Linked DNA regions of Homo sapiens: region 2 is linked to region 1. A link is a loop called in an ENCODE intact Hi-C map of the cell type or tissue named here. Cell type or tissue: heart left ventricle. All regions are shown on one strand.

Region 1 (8,000 bases):
CATTGATCACTTTTCTTAGGGTGAACCATTTCTACATTCTTGGGATAAATTCCACTGGTCATGGTGTAAAATATTTTTAATATGTTATAGGATCCAATTTGCCGGTATTTTGTTGAAGATTTTTATCATATTCATAAGAGATCTAGGTTTGTAGTTTTCTTTCCTCGTGGTATCTTTGGGTTTGGTATCAGGATAATCCTGACCTTATAGAATTTGATAGGAAGTGTTCTCTCCTGTGTTCTTTGGAGGAGTTTGAAAAAGATTGGTGTTATTCTTCCTTAAATGTTTTGTAGAATTCATAAGTTAAGCCATCTGGTTCTGAACTTTTCTTTGTTGGGAGATTTTTGATTACTGAATCTCTTTGCTTGTTACAGGCAGATTTTCTATTTTTTTTTGACTTAGTTTTGGTAAGTTATGTGTTTCCAGAAGTTTGTCTATTTCATCTTGGTTATCTGATTTGATGGCATACAATTGTTCATAGTGTTCTCTTATAATCCTTTTTATTTCTGTAAGGTTGGTAGTAATGTCTCCACATTTATTTCTGATTTTAACTATTTACATCTTCTTTCTTTTTTTCTCAGTCTCACTAAATGTTTGCCAAATTTTTAATTATTTCAAAGAATCAACTTTTGCTTTCATTTATTCTATCATTTTCCTATTTCATTTATCTTTATTTTAATCTTTATTATTTTATTCCTTCTGCTAGCTTTAGGTTTCGTTTGCTTTTCTTTTTTGAATTCCTCAAGGAATTCAGGCGGATCACCTGAGGTCAAGAGTTTGAGAACACTCTGGCCAACATGGTGAAACCCCGTCTCTACTAAAACTACAAAAATTAGCCGGGTGTGTTGGTGCACGAAGATAACTATTGATTTAAGATTATTTTTTAATGTAGGCATTCACAGCTATTTATAGCAGTAACTATTGCTTTTGTTCATCCCATAAGTTTTGGTATGCTGTGTTTTTATTATCATTCATCTCAAAGTAATGACTATTTTCCCTTGTGATTTCTGCTTTAACCCATTGATTATTTAAAAGTGAACTTTCCAACTTTCTTTCTGTTATTGATTTCTAGCTTTCTTCCATTGTGGTGAGAGAAAATATTTTGTATTGTTCTAATTTAAAAAAATGTATCACAACTTGTTTTGTAGCCTAACATTTAGTTAATCTTTAGAATGTTACATGGGCTCTTGAGGATAATATGTACTCTGCTATTGTTGGGTGGAGTGTTCCATATGTGGGTGTTAAGTTTAGTTGATTTATAGTATCGTTTAAGTCCTCTATCTCCTTAATGATGTTCTGTCTAGATGTTATAGTCATTACTGAAGGTGGTGCATTGTAGTCTCCAGTTTATTATATAAGACTATATATAAGGCAATCACTAAGTGCATGAATAGTGTTGCTAGCAGAGACTTTATGGGCAGCTAAAGAAAACTCAAAAGCATGAGCAAGAAATGTCTAATCCATTAAGGAAAAATTACTGTTATCTATCTCCTTATTTATCTGTCAATCCAAAAAATACATATCTGTTGCACATCTAGGAAGGACGGAGGGAGTGGGGTAAGAGGGGGAGACAGAGAGAGTTGGAGGAAGAGAGAGGAAGAGAATTCCATTTTGCTTTCTATTTCAAAATAGACCTTCGTGTCCATCTCTCCAGAAAACAGAGCCTACAGCTCCTCAACAAAGAAGTTAATTCTTGTTTTATCACCTCTAACAGCTGAGGTCATGATGATTTCAGGATGATTTGAAAGATTTTCAATGGCAAATTTGGATATTACTACCATTTGCTTACTCACTTTGGAACTTAACAATCTTGTGAAAAGCAATCTGACAGTAATTCATTAATATTTAAGGACTATGTTGTATAAAAAAATACATATCTTTAAACATTGTCACATTTGACTTGGTGAAATACTCAGGCTGTGAGAGACCTACAAGATCCAAGACCAACTGAGGAAACAGATTTAAGTCTTTCCTCTAAGGCTCACTCCAGTAGTTACACTTACCAATTAGATTAAATTTTCGTTTCTGTGTGATTTTTTTCTTTTTTTCTTCTCCTTGGCTTTCTCTTTCTCCCTCCCTTCTGTCCTTTCTTCCTTCCTTCCTTTGAATTAGTAACTCCACACCACGTGTAGGCGTAACAGTATCATATTTTGGTCACCAGTTCAAATCATATACTGCAGCCTGTAGTCCTGTAATCCATCTTCAAAGAGTTCCCTCCAAGTTTGCTCCATAGTTGGGTCTTCCATAAACATTCCGCCTTTTTATAAGCCAACTACTTTGGGATAACAAGAGATATGGTAAAACCAGTGAATCTCATGATGTTGCCTTGCTTCTTATCTTTGAATTGAGCCTTCGTCAGAGGTAATGCTGAGTAGAAGGACATAATAGTGAACAGAATTCATTGCTGGAAATAGAAGACAGAAGACAAGTGGAACATGATACATCTAATTACTTATTCTCAAATGTCTTGCTTCCTATCCATCCAATAGTAATTTATAGTTTTATTATCAAAACGTATTCTGTGAAAATATAACTGTTGGCAAGGATGTGGAGAACAGGGAACACTTGTATAATATTGATGGGAATGTAAATTACTATAGTCATTATGGAAAACAGTATGGAGGTTCCTCAAGAAACTAAAAATAGAACTACCATATGATCCACTGATCCCACTTTTGGGTATTTACCTAGAAGATTTGGAAGGAGCATGTCAAAGAGATGTCTGCACTTGCATGTTTGCTGCAGCACTGTTCACAATAGCCAAGATAAGGAATCTAACTAAGTGTCCATTAACAGGTGAATGGATAAAGAAAATGTGTACATATGCACAAAATGGTACTATTCAGCCTTTGAAAAGAAAGAAATTGTCATTTGCAACAACATAGATGGAATTAGAGAACATTTTGCTAACTGAAATAAGCCAGGCACAGAAAGACAAATGCTGCATGTTCTCATTTATATGTGGAATCTAAGATGATCGAACTCATAGAAGCAGAGAATAGAATGGTGGTTACCAGAGACTGGAGGATGGAGGAATGGGGAGATGATGGTCAAAGGGCACAAAGCCTCAGTGAGACAAGAGGAATAAATTTTTTTAGATTTATTGCACAAAACATAGTGGATATAGTTAATAATAGCGTATTGTACATTTCAAAACTGCTGAGAGTACATTTCAAATGTTCTCACCACAAAAATCACAAGTATGTGAGGTGATGGATGTTAATTAGCTTGATTTAATTATTCAACGTTGCATTCATATATCATAACATCGCTTTGTGTCCCATAAATATGCACAACTATAATTTGTCAATTTACAATAATTTTTTTTAAGTTTAAAAAAATGTCTTCTGTGGACCAGCAGCCGCAGTGTTATCTGAGAGCTTGTGTAATATGTAAGTTCTCAGACCACAACCCAGGCCTACTGAATCAAAAACTCTGGGAGTGGGTTTTAAAAATCTGTGTTTTAACAAGTTCTCCAGGCGATTCTGATGTTCACTAAAGTTTGAGAAGCAATAATTTAGTTTTAGTGCTTAAAGGAAGAGTGCGTCCACCAGGGGGCACAGCAATGGTTCCACTGGGTTGAAAGATAAGATTACCGCATTGTCATGTTCCTCATGCTTTGTGGATAGGATTTTCTTTCTTTCTCTCTCTCTCTTTCTTTCTTTCTTTCTTTCTCTCTCTCTCTCTTTCTTTCTTTAATTTTACTTTAAGTTCTGGGATACATGTGCAGAACCTGCAGGTTTGTTACATAGGTATACATGTGCCATAGTGGTTTGCTGCACTCATCAACCCATCATCTAGGTTTTAAGCCCCACATGCATTCGGTATTTGTCCTAATGCTCTCCATCCCCTTGCCCCCCACTCCCTGACAGGCCCCAGTGTGAGATGTTCCCCTCCCTGTGTCCATGTGTTCTCACTGTTCAACTCCCACTTATGAGTGAGAACATGTGGTGTTTGGTTTTCTGTTGCTGTGTTAATTTGCTGAGAATGATGGCTTCTAGTTTCATCCATGTTCCTGTAAAGGATGTGAACTCATTCCTTTTCTTTTTTTTAATATATATATTTTTATTATACTTTCAGTTCTAGAGTACATGTGCACAATGTGCAGGTTTGTTACATATGTACACATGTGCCATGTTCGTGTGCTGCACCCATTAACTCGTCATTTAACACTAGGTATATCTCCTAATGCTACCCCTCCCCACTCCCCCACCCCACAACAGACTCCAGTGTGTGATGTTCCCCTTCCTGTGTCCAAGTGTTCTCATTGTTCAGTTCCTACCTATGAGTGACAACATGCGGTGTTTGGTTTTTTGTCCTTGCGATAGTTTGCTGAGAATGATGGTTTCCAGCTTCATCCATGTCCCTACAAAGGACATGAACTCATCATTTTTTATGGCTGCATAGTATTCCATGGTGTATATGTGCCACATTTTCTTTTTCTTTATTTTTTATAGCAGGATATGACTTTTTTTTTATTATACTTTAAGTTTTAGGGTACATGTGCACAACGTGCAGGTTTGTTACATATGTATACATGTGCCATGTTGGTGTGCCTGCACCCATTAACTCGTCATTTACATTAGGTATTTCTCCTAATGCTATCCCTCCCCCCTCCTACCACCCCACGACAGGCCCCAGTGTGTGATGTTCCCCACCCTGTGTCCAAGTGTGCTCATTGTTCAATTCCCACCTATGAGTGAGAACATGCAGTGTTTGGTTTTCTGTCCTTGCGACAGTTTGCTCAGAATGATGGTTTCCAGCTTCATCCATGTCTCTACAAAGGACATGAACTCATCATTTTTTATGGCTGCATAGTATTCCATGGTGTATATGTGCCATATTTTCTTAATCCAGTCTATCATTGTTGGACATTTGGGTTGGTTGCAAGTCTTTACTATTGTGAATAGTGCCGCAATAAACATACGTGTGCATGTGTCTTTATAGCAGCATGATTTATATTCCTTTGGGTATATACCCAGTAATGGCATGGCTGGGTCAAATGGTATTTCTAGTTCTAGATCCCTGAGGAATCACCACACTGACTTCCACAATGGTTGAACTAGTTTACAGTCCCACCAACAGTGTAAAAGTGTTCCTATTTCTCCACATCTTCTCCAGCACCTGTTGTTTCCTGACTTTGTAATGATTGCCATTCTAACTGGTGTGAGATGGTATCTCATTGTGGTTTTGATTTGCATTTCTCTGATGGCCAGTGATGATGAGCATTTTTTCATGTGTCTTTTGGCTGCATAAATGTCTTCTTTTGAGAAGTGTCTATTCATATCCTTCACCCACTTTTTGATGGGGTTGTTTGTTTTTTTCTTGTAAATTTGTTTGAGTTCTTTGTAGATTCTGGATATTAGCCCTTTGTCAGATGAGTAGATTGCAAAAATTTTCTTCCATTCTGTAGGTTGCCTCTGATGGTTCTGTAGGTTCACTCTGATGGTAGTTTCTTTTGCTGTGCAGAAGCTCTTTAGTTTAATTAGATCCCATTTGTCAATTTTGGCTTTTGTTGCCATTGCTTTTGGTGTTTTAGACATGAAGTCCTTGCCCATGCCTATGTCCTGAATGGTATTGCCTAGGTTTTCTTCTAGGGTTTTTATGGTTTTAGGTCTCACATTTAAGTCTTCAATCCATCTTGAATTAATTTTTGTATAAGGTGTAAGGAAGGAGTCCAGTTTCAGCTTTCTACATATGGCTAGCCAGTTTTCCCAGCACCATTTATTAAATAGGGAATCCTTTTCCTCATTTCTTGTTTTTGTCAGGTTTGTCAAAGATCAGGTAGTTGTAGAAGTGTGGCGTTATTTCTGAGGGCTCTGTTCTGTTCCATTGGTCTATATCTCCCTTTTGGTACCAGTACCATGCTGTTTTGGTTACTGTAGCCTTGTAGTATAGTTTGAAGTCAGGTAGTGTGATGCCTCCAGCTTTGCTCTTTTGGCTTAGGATTGACTTGGCAATGTGGGCTCTTTTTTGGTTCCGTATGAACTTTAACTAGTTTTTTCCAATTCTGTGAAGAAAGTCATTGGTAGCTTGATGGGGATGGCATTGAATCTATAAATTACTTTTGGCAGTATGGCCATTTTCATCATATTCATTCTTCCTATCCATGAGCATGGAATGTTCTTCCATTTGTTTGTATCCTCTTTTATTTCGTTGAGCAGTGGTTTGTAGTTCTTCTTGAAGAGGTCCTTCACATCCCTTGTAAGTTGGATTCCTAGGTACTTTATTCTCTTCGAAGCAATTGTGAATGGGAGTTCACCCATGTTTTGGCTCGCTTTTTGTCTGTTATTGATGTATAAGAATGCTTGTGATTTTTGCACATTGATTTTGTATCCTGAGACTTTGCTGAAGTTGCTTATCAGCTTAAGGAGATTTTGGGCTCAGATGGTGGGATTTTCTAGATATACAGTCATGTCATCTGCAAACAGGGACAATTTGACTTCCTCTTTTCCTAATTGAATACCCTTTATTTCCTTCTCCTGCCTGATGGCCCTGGCCAGAACTTCCAACACTATGCTGAATAGGAGTGGTGAGAGAGGGCATCCCTGTCTTTTGCCAGTTTTCAAAGAGAATGCTTCCAGTTTTTGCCCATTCAGTATGATATTGGCTGTGGGTTTGTCATAAACAGCTCTTATCATTTTGAGATACGTCCCATCAATACCTAATTTATTGAGAGTTTTTAGCATGAAATGTTGTTGAATTTTGTCAAAGGCCTTTTCTGCATCTATTGAGATAATCATGTGGTTTTTGTCGTTGGTTCTGTTTATATGCTGGATTACATTTACTGATTTGGGTATGTTGAATCAGCCTTGCATCCCAGGGATGAAGCCCACTTGATCATGGTGGATGAGCTTTTTGATGTGTTGCTGGATTCAGTTTGTCAGTATTTTATTGAGGATTTTTGCATCAATGTTCATTAGAGATATTGGCCTAAAATTCTCTTTTTTTGTTGTGTCTCTGCGAGGTTTGGTATCAGGATGATGCTGGCCTCACAAAATGAGTTAGGGAAGATTCCCTCTTTTTCTATTGATTGGAATAGTGTCAGAAGGAATGGTACCAGCCCCGCCTTGTACCTCTGGTAGAATTTGGCTGTGAATCCGTCTGGTCCTGGACTTTTTTTGGTTGGTAAGCTATTAATTATTGCCTCAATTTCAGAGCCTGTTATTGGTCTATTCAGAGATTAAACTTCTTCCTGGTTTAGTCTTGGGAGGGTGTATGTATCCAGGAATTTATCCATTTCTTCTAGATTTTCTAGTTTATTTGCGTAGAGGTGTTCATAGTATTCTTTGATGGTAGTTTGTATTTCTGTGGGATTGGTGGTGATATCCCCTTTATCATTTTTTATTGCATCTATTTGATTCTTCTCTCTTTTCTTCTTTATTAGTCTTGCTAGCGGTCTATCAATTTTGTTGATCTTTTCGAAAAACCAGCTCCTGGATTCAATGATTTCTTGAAGGGTTTTTTGTGTCTCTATCTCCTTCAGTTCTGCTACGAGGCTCTCTGTTTGTCTGTTATTGGTGTATAAGAATGCTTGTGATTTTTGTACATTGATTTTGTATCCTGAGGCTTTGCTGAAGTTACTTATCAGCTTAAGGAGTTTTGGGGCTGAAAGGTTGGGGTTTTCTAAATATACAATCATGCCATCTGCAAACAGAGACAATTTGACTTCCTCTCTTCCTATTTGAATACCCTTTATTTATTTTTCTTGCCTGATTTCCCTGGCCAGAACTTCCAATACTATGTTGAATAGGAGTGGTGAGAGAGGGCATCCTTGTCTTGTGCTGGTTTTCAAAGGAATGCTTCCAGATTTTGCTCATTCAGTATGACATTGGCTATGGGTTTTTCACGAATAGATCTTATTATTTTGAGATGTGTTTCATCAATACCTGGTTTATTGAGAGTTTTTAACATGAAGGGATGTTGAATTGTATCAAAGGCCTTTTCTGCATCTATTGAGATAATCATGTGGTTTTTGTCATTGGTTCTGTTTATGTGAT
Region 2 (8,000 bases), 220 kb after region 1:
GAAAAAAAGATTGCTCGATTTTACTTCACGTTTATTATAAGTGGCAGTGCTTTTAGACAAGTTCAACAAGTTTTTGTTTTTTTTCTTTGTCTTACGGTGCTGATGAACAAGTTTTTTAATCCTGTAAAATGTTTCCATCTTTATAGCTAGAGGTTTGCCTATATCCATCATTACTTACCATAAATTCCATCTAGAGGGATTACGGGGTCAAAAAATAAACACACTTATAAGGCTTTGATGGATATTGCCAAACTGTTCTCCAAAAACGTGGTTCTAACATACATTTTCTCCAGCAGTGTACACTTAGTATTTTAACCTGCACTGAGATTACCATTTAAAAAAAAAAATCTTTGTCTGCATAGCATTTGGAAATCAGCCTTCAGGACTTCCCCAAACTCTCTTCTTTTGTTCCTCTAGTCTCCTGCTGCCTGATCATCTAAATTACACCTCTGCCCTTCTCAGACCTACTTTTGTTTGTGCTTTTCCACTGCTCAAGTCTTATGGTGGCTTTGCTATAACACAGAAATTTGCCTAGCTAGTATTTTATCCCCTTAGGGCCAAAGTGTCAACTAATCTGATAAACTAATCCATGCTAATGTAAAAGGGCTCATTTCCAGCAACACGTATGCAATATAACACGCAGTTTAAGGAAAATATATTGTCTACAACAGCAATGCCTTTTATCTTATAGAGCAGTGGTTCTCAAGTTTTGCTGCAATGAAGATCATCTGGGGAACTTTTCGTTTTTTATTTTTATTATTATTATTTTTTTGAGACGGAGTCTCACACTGTTGCCCAGGCTGGAGTGCAGTGGCCTGATCTCGGCCCACTGCAAGCTCCACCTCCCGGGTTCACGCCATTCTCCTGCCTCAGCCTCCCGAGTAGCCGGGACTACAGGAGCCTGCCACCACGCCCAGCTAATTTTTTTGTATTTTTAGTAGAGACGAGGTTTCACCGTATTAGCCAGGATGGTCTTGATCTCCTGACCTCGTGATCCGCCCGCCTCGGCCTCCCAAAGTGCTGGGATTACAGGCGTGAGCCACCGCGCCCGGCTGGAACTTTTCTTAAACACTGCTAAGAACGTTCATCTCCCAGAGATTCTAAGTAAGTTTGGTATGTGGTGTAACCTGGGCATCAAGTGTTTTGTTTTGGTTTGGTTTGTTTTAAACAGTTCTTAGGTGATTCTGACATAGCATCTGTGTTTGAGAGGAGTCAGAGAGATCCTAAGTAGCTGCTTCTTAAGGAATATGGGGAACCCCAAGGAAAAAAAGCACAATGAACATAATCTCAATAGTCTGACTCACTGCACAAGATAAAGGACATAAAAAATGCTAAAGCATAAAGTATTTGCCAATGACAACAGAATAAACTAACATTCACATTTCTTAATGGTAGGCAGCTGATGCTGTCTTAGGAAATAGGCTGAGCTTAATCTCTCAAACAGCTTAAATTGCTTTTGTAGTTGAGCCAATCAACTCAAACTAAAATTATCTGAGTAACGAGGTTGACACCATGCAATTTATTTATTTATATATTTTTTTGAGACAGAGTTTCACTCTTGTTGCCCAGGCTGGAGTGCAGTGGCACAATCTCGACTCAACGCAACCTCCGCCTCCCAGGTTCAAGCGATTCTCCTGCCTCAGCCTCCCAAGTAGCTGGGACTACAGGCACCTGCCACCAGCCCTGGCTAATTTTTTGTATTTTTAGTAGAAAGAGGTTTCACTATGTTGGCCAGGCTGCTGGTCTCGAACTCCTGACCTCGTGATCCACCCGCCTCGGCCTCCCAAAGTGCTGGGATTACAGCGTGAGCCACCGCCCCAGGCCATGACACCAGGTAATTTAGTAGTAGCACTCCAGGTTTCAATCACATAAATTACTTCCAGTTTACATTTATTTTATTGCTTCAAAAAAGGTAAGCATTCTTATAGATGTTCCCACAATCCACAATGGACCCTTGGGGACAACTAGAAGACTCACTACAAGTACCAGGCACTTAAATACATTACTAAACCTTATAGCAAACCTACAAGGTAGTTTTTTGCCCTATTTTACAGGGAAAACTCAGGAAGATTTGAGGTGACACTGGAAAATTGCTTTATTGGGTAGAATATGTTTCCATCTGATCATAATGATCTTTCTGATATTTCACAATTTAGAGGAGAAGTGATAAGAGCCATTTTTCTGCAAATCCACTCCTGAGCCACAGTGTCAGGTGAGAACACTGGTTACCTCATCTATTGCTGACTTCAGGTTACACCCACTATCATTCCCAAGCACCACCTGAGGGTATACTCTGTGGAGGACCTTACACAGCCTTGTCCTTAATGGGCTGGCAAGCCTAGCTGGGAAAGAAAAGCTTTTCTCCAAACCTAGCTTGTCCGAGATTAACTTATGATGGAGAAGACTTCTTTGGTGACCTGAAAACTAAGAATAATCTCTGCAGCCAACACAGCAGTTTGATCTTTTTCCTGTTTTCCTCTGTTTAAGTTATTGTAGTAGACCATTAACCCACCCAGGTAAACATCACTGTTCCTCAATCTTTGAAGGGTATTACTTTCAAATTACATAATTTCATGGGGGAGGAGAGGGAATGCAAGGCTTCCTACAACAAGACTGACTTTCTTGACACCAGTGCTAAAGAAGGGGATGATCATTTTCACCATGTCAACATTATAGGAAGCAAGAGGAAAAGAAGGGGGGCAGGGGTCTATAGCTTCATAGACCTTTCCTAAGAGACAAAAGGGGCTTTGGAGGTGAGAATGTGGCTGAATTCAGGAAAAGCAAATCCACGCTAGGAATGTGCTGCAATATCCTAGTAAGGGGACTTTTCATAGGATAAAGCCCCACAGATTATGTAATCCTACACATAATGAGTGGACAGGGAACAGGAACATAAACCCTCTGGGAAAATCATGACTTTTTTAAAATCAGCTTTCTCAGGTTGAAATGATTTTTTTTCTCTTTCTCTAGTTGTCATTTCTGAAAGAAAGAGTTTATAAAAATATTCTGAGATTAAAGCCCAAGGTTGTGGGGAGGGAGGAGGCTTGGTTTTGGAGAAGGTTAGAGTTTAGATAGAGCAGGCTGCTCAGAAATACTGTCCAATCAGAGGGCTCAGCCTTGGCTGCAGACTGTAGTTTAGATTTTAGATTCTCTGACACTAAAAATAATGCCTCTTACCATGGAATAAACCAGAGACAGTTATATTTTCCTGTGTATGGAAGGAATGAACACACGCCCATGATACAGTGGAGAGAAATGTTACCCTCCCAGGTTAAGGCAGGTAACCTCGCTCAGGAAAAGGTTATCTGACAGCCAAGGACATAAAATAAATGCTGCAGGGCAAGCAGAAAACATGCATCATGCAAACCAGGGCTGCCGCCTCCTCACCTCCTTTCAGCCAGCCCAGCCTCCCAGTCCTCTTTCTTGGGCTGAGCTGAGATCTGCCTCGGGTGAAACGAGAGATCCCTATGGTTCCTCAAGTGCTTGGATGGAGAGCCCTGCCTGCTGTCTCCGGGAACGGAGCGCTCCACAGCCTGGGGACATTGCGAGACTGCCCTTGCCTGCTTCTGCTTCTAAGGTGGCTGCATTCCCAGGAACCAGAGCCTGCTTTTCCCGAGCTCTCCTAAAAATATTTATCCTCTGCCGGTCCCTATGGGAGAACGACAGTGTGAAGAAGGGTGGTTTATAAACTGCTTAAGGATTTGCCTTTTGACGTTGCAAACCAAGGAAGAGGAAGATATTTAGGACAGACGAAGGTTTAAACAGTTGTCAAATTCTATTCAAGCACTTCTTCCCCGTCACAAACGCAGACGGGGAAATGCAGATCTAGCCCGCTGCTAGCAAGGAGGCGAATGCGATACCCTGAAAATTCCCGACTGGACCACCTCAAAAAGCGACAGCCTCAATGCATTAGGAAAAACCTGCGTTTTCGTGGAACCCGGCGGAGGAATTTTGTATCCCCTTCAAATATTGCGTAAGAGGAGGAAGAGAGAAGCAGCGCTGGGCTGCACCTCACCACTTGCTGTGCACCCCGGAAAGTGGCGTCCAGCAGCATCAGCTTCCAGGGGTCGGACACGGAGCCAGGCAGCGGGATGTAGACGTAATAGGCGGCCAGCGCCACCAGGGCGGTGAGCAGGACACAGGACGACCTCATCTTGCCCTGGCTCGGCTCGCCAGCGGGCTGGCAAAGAGGAAAGGGCGATACCACCCGGAGACCTCCGGCAACTTTCTGCCCGCGGCAGCTGCTCATTCACGCGTTTCTTATAAGCCCAGGAGCCAATCAGAGGCTGCGTCGGGAGGAAGTTGGAGCGCGGACATGCCCCCTCTACGGTGTCCTTGCAAAGTGTGGCAGTCACTACAGGTTTGAGGAAGGCTCTGTCGCTGCTCTGGCCGTAGGCACAGCGGACTCTGGAGGACACTGGTTTGTACTGCATGCGTGTGAGGATGGCTTTCCTCCTGGAAGGTCTCAAACGGAAAATAGTTTCAGTGTGACGAGTCTCTGGACAAAGCAAGTGGGTCATTCTGACTCAGAGTACTGAGAAAGGATATAAAAATTCTGTTTTCTGGAGCCAGACTTGGAGTGGTTTGTAAGTTCTAGCTGATATATGGCAAAAGAAGATATTAAATTCTTCTGGCTCAAGCAATGAAAGGCCAGTAGTACATCTAGCACCCAAGTCTTGGTTTCTAAATCCTATGCTCCAATAAGAGGAACCACGGCTTTTTGACACAACCTCTGGAGAAAAGGCTGATACCAGGGCTGGGGCTGTAAAGTACAAGATGAACCTGTTGTGCCAGAGATGCGGAAGTGCTCAAAAAATGATAGGAACTGGTCAAAGGTCCACAGCTGCCAGCTTGAAGGGTCTCCCAGTGGCTGAAGCTGGGATAATTTTACCATCAATATAAATCATCATAATGGATAACCCATTGATTAAAATAAAACTCAACAATCTATATTAATATAAATAAATGAGGAAAGAAGAAAGGCTTTTCTTAAAATAGAATGCCAGCTAGTATCCATAGAAAATCATAAATGAATGCTAAAACTAGAGGGTAAAAATTTGACACAGAATTTTGGTCCTTCATCAGAAGATCTCTCCACAAATTACTACAAAGGGAAAAAATAATAACTTTTTATTGGAGAAACGTGTGGATATCACCTGAAAAATTCTTTCAGTGAGTCAATGGTAGCAGAAATACACTTAAACCCAGATTTCTTGTTAATGATTGGGGGTGAGGAGGGGTGGGTGAGTACTGAATGGGAGAGAGAAAACTTCACTAGCAAAATTTCAACCAGAAATCCAGAAGGAAAACAGTTAGAAGACCTGTTTCAAGAAAGTGGTAGGATGACAACTCCAAACTTATTGATGAAGGTCTTAAAACACCTAGTATATATAATTATGCATCTTAAGATGGTAATTTTAATTTAATCAAATTAATAGAAGTGAAATAACCATAAATTTGGTTCTGATAATGAGATTTTTAGGAAACAGTTGGCTTCTTCTTCAACATTGAAGGAAAACTGATAAGAAGGGCACACTTTCATGGTATTTCAAGCAAGTTCTCTCTCTCTTTTTTTTTTGTTTTGTTTGTTTTTGGTGTTTGTTTTTTGTTTTTTTTGAGACGGAGTCTTGCTCTTTTCGCCCAGGCTAGAGTGCAATGGCACGATCTCAGCTCACTGCAACCTCCACCTCCTGGGTTCAAGCAATTCTCTTGCCTCAGCCTCCTCAGTAGGTGGGATTACAGGTGCCCACCACCACACCTGGCTGATTTTTGTATTTTTAGTAGAGATGGGGTTTCACCATGCTGGCCAGGCTGGTCTCAAACTCCTGACCTTGTGATCTGCCCACCTCAGTCTCCCAAAGTGCTGGGATTACAGGCATGATCCACGGCACCTGGCCTCTCTCTCTCTCTCTCTCTCTCTCTCTCTCTCTCTCTCTCTCTCTCTCTGTCTTTTAAGTTACTGGTTAAACTCATAACTCTAAACAGATAGGAATGTTTATGTTTATGTTTGTGTGTGAGTATATGTGTAGAAAATTAGAAGCTATTCTTTTTTTTTTTGAGATAGAGCATCGCTCTTGTCACCCAGGCTGGAGTGCAATGGTGCAATCTTGGCTCACTGCAACCTCTGCCTCCCGGGTTCAAGCCATTCTGCCTCAGCCTCCCGAGTAGCTGGGATTTCAGATGCCTGCCACTAAGCCCAGCTAATTTTGTATTTTTAGTAGAGACAGGGTTTCACCGTGTTGGCCAGGCTGGTCTTGAACTCCTGACTTCAGGTGATCCACCTGCCTCAGCCTCCAAAAGTGCTGGGATTACAGGTGTGAACTACCACGCCCAGCCAGAAGCTAATCTTTATGGGTGATTAGGAATAATCCTGGAGATATAAACCAAGCTGACTACTGGATTTAGTTACATTACTTGCTTTCAGGAAATCTGCAAAATAAATCCAAGTTTTACCTTGTCGACAATACTTTTCTCTTAGATTTTGACTATATGTTCATAAAAACATAGATCTTAGAGCTAATGACAAAACCAAACCGAACCAAAAACAAACAAGCAAACAAATCCAAAAATCCCCACACCTAACTCAGCCTTCCCTCTTCCACCAGCAGTTAACACACTCGGTGTTATAGATGAGCCTCTTGAGGATTAGCGCAGCCAAATGGCTTACTCATATTCCTCTAGTTTGTAAGTGATAGTAGCAATATTTATTTCTGCCTCTCAGTGAAGTGTGGCTTCCCTTAAGCAGTACACTAAGAGATAGAAACTAAGAAAGAACAAAGAAACTGTAGTAATTCTCAGATCAGAAATCTGAGAGCCTCTGTAGATCTGAGAGTTTTTTAAAATGAGACTAATTTGAGATAAGTATAAACACCTTCATCACTTGTTTTCAATACTTCATTCATTCAACAAACATACCTGGCCTACACTGGGAAATAAAGAAGTTGTGGCAGGCAGGCTGTAAGGTTTCGACTCTTTGATTTTATATGCTTGGAGGGTGGTGGGGAGGGGTTCAGGGGAGGATGTAAGCATGATACAGAAGGAAGAGCCAAACAATAAACAAACAAAAATTAATAAGCAACATGCATTAATTTGCCTTGCTATGAGGTAATTCTGTGGTAAGCACTTTGAATATATTAACTAATTTAGCTTCATAACGATTCTACGAAATAGGTACCATTGTTACTCTAAAAACAGGCACTGAAAGATGAAGTGCTTTGCCCAAGCCATCCAGCTGGTATGTGAGCCCAGAGTCTGAGCCTAGTGCTCATGTGCTTTACCACTCAGCTCTACTGCTAAGTGGTTAAAAATGAAAATGGCCGGGCGTGGTGGCTCACGCCTGTAATCCCAGCACTTTGGGAGGCCAAGGTGGGTGGATCACCTGAGGTTGGGAGTTGGAGACCAGCCTGGCCAACATGGGGAAACCCCGTCTCTATGAAAAATACAAAAATTAGCTGGGTGTGGTGGCACGTGCCTGTAATCCCAGCTACTCGGGAGGCTGAGGCAGGAGAATTGCTTGAACCCGGGAGGTGGAGGTTGCAGTGAGCCGAGATTCCACCATTGCACTCTAGCCTGGGCAACAAGAGTAAAACTCCGTCTCAGAAAAAAAAAAAGAGAGAGAGAGAAAACAGAACAGGGTGTCTGGGAGCTGCTTTAAATTGGGTGGGAAAGGGGACCTCTTTAAGGAGATGCCATTTGAGCTGACATCTGCATGACAGGAGAAGACTGCCATGCAGGGTTGTGGAGGTGGAGGGAACAGGTGCAGAGGCTCTAAGATGCTAACCCGGTCAATGAACACTAACAGCTAGTGAGGCAGAAGTACTGTGGGAAAGGTGGTGGAACAGGCTCAGCCACAGAGGTAGTGTGGGTGCAGAAGAGCAGATCATTTAGGACCATGTAGGCCATGTTAAGGAGTTTGAATATTCTGGTACAATGGGAAGCAATTGGAGGTTTTGTAACAGGAAAGTGACATGATCTGATCTATTCATATATTTAAAAAGGAG

Evidence for each region. Peaks named below come from ENCODE experiments on the same cell type or tissue, not always from the same donor. Only the 100,000 strongest peaks of a DNase experiment are listed, where the experiment ranks them.
Region 2: it touches region 1 in a loop (7-fold over the local background); 5 of 110 quality-filtered maps call a loop at or near these places.

What each region holds. Positions count from the first base shown.
Region 1 is chr3:172,486,768-172,494,767 of GRCh38, forward strand. No RefSeq gene overlaps it. Among named protein-coding and RNA genes, the nearest start is that of TNFSF10, 33 kb to the right of the region's middle. In heart left ventricle, a CTCF peak has its summit at 3,558 (motif pointing right); a DNase peak (open chromatin) is centred at 3,544.
Region 2 is chr3:172,706,832-172,714,831 of GRCh38, forward strand. NCEH1 (neutral cholesterol ester hydrolase 1) reads right to left here and starts at 4,236. Exons shown (of 5, transcript NM_020792.6): 1 at 4,016-4,236. The coding sequence starts at 4,153. RefSeq lists enhancers at 3,688-4,887, 4,017-4,286, 4,208-4,502, 4,547-4,686. In heart left ventricle, a CTCF peak has its summit at 4,415; DNase peaks (open chromatin) are centred at 3,520 and 4,310; H3K4me3 peaks cover 3,389 bases; H3K27ac peaks cover 3,014 bases.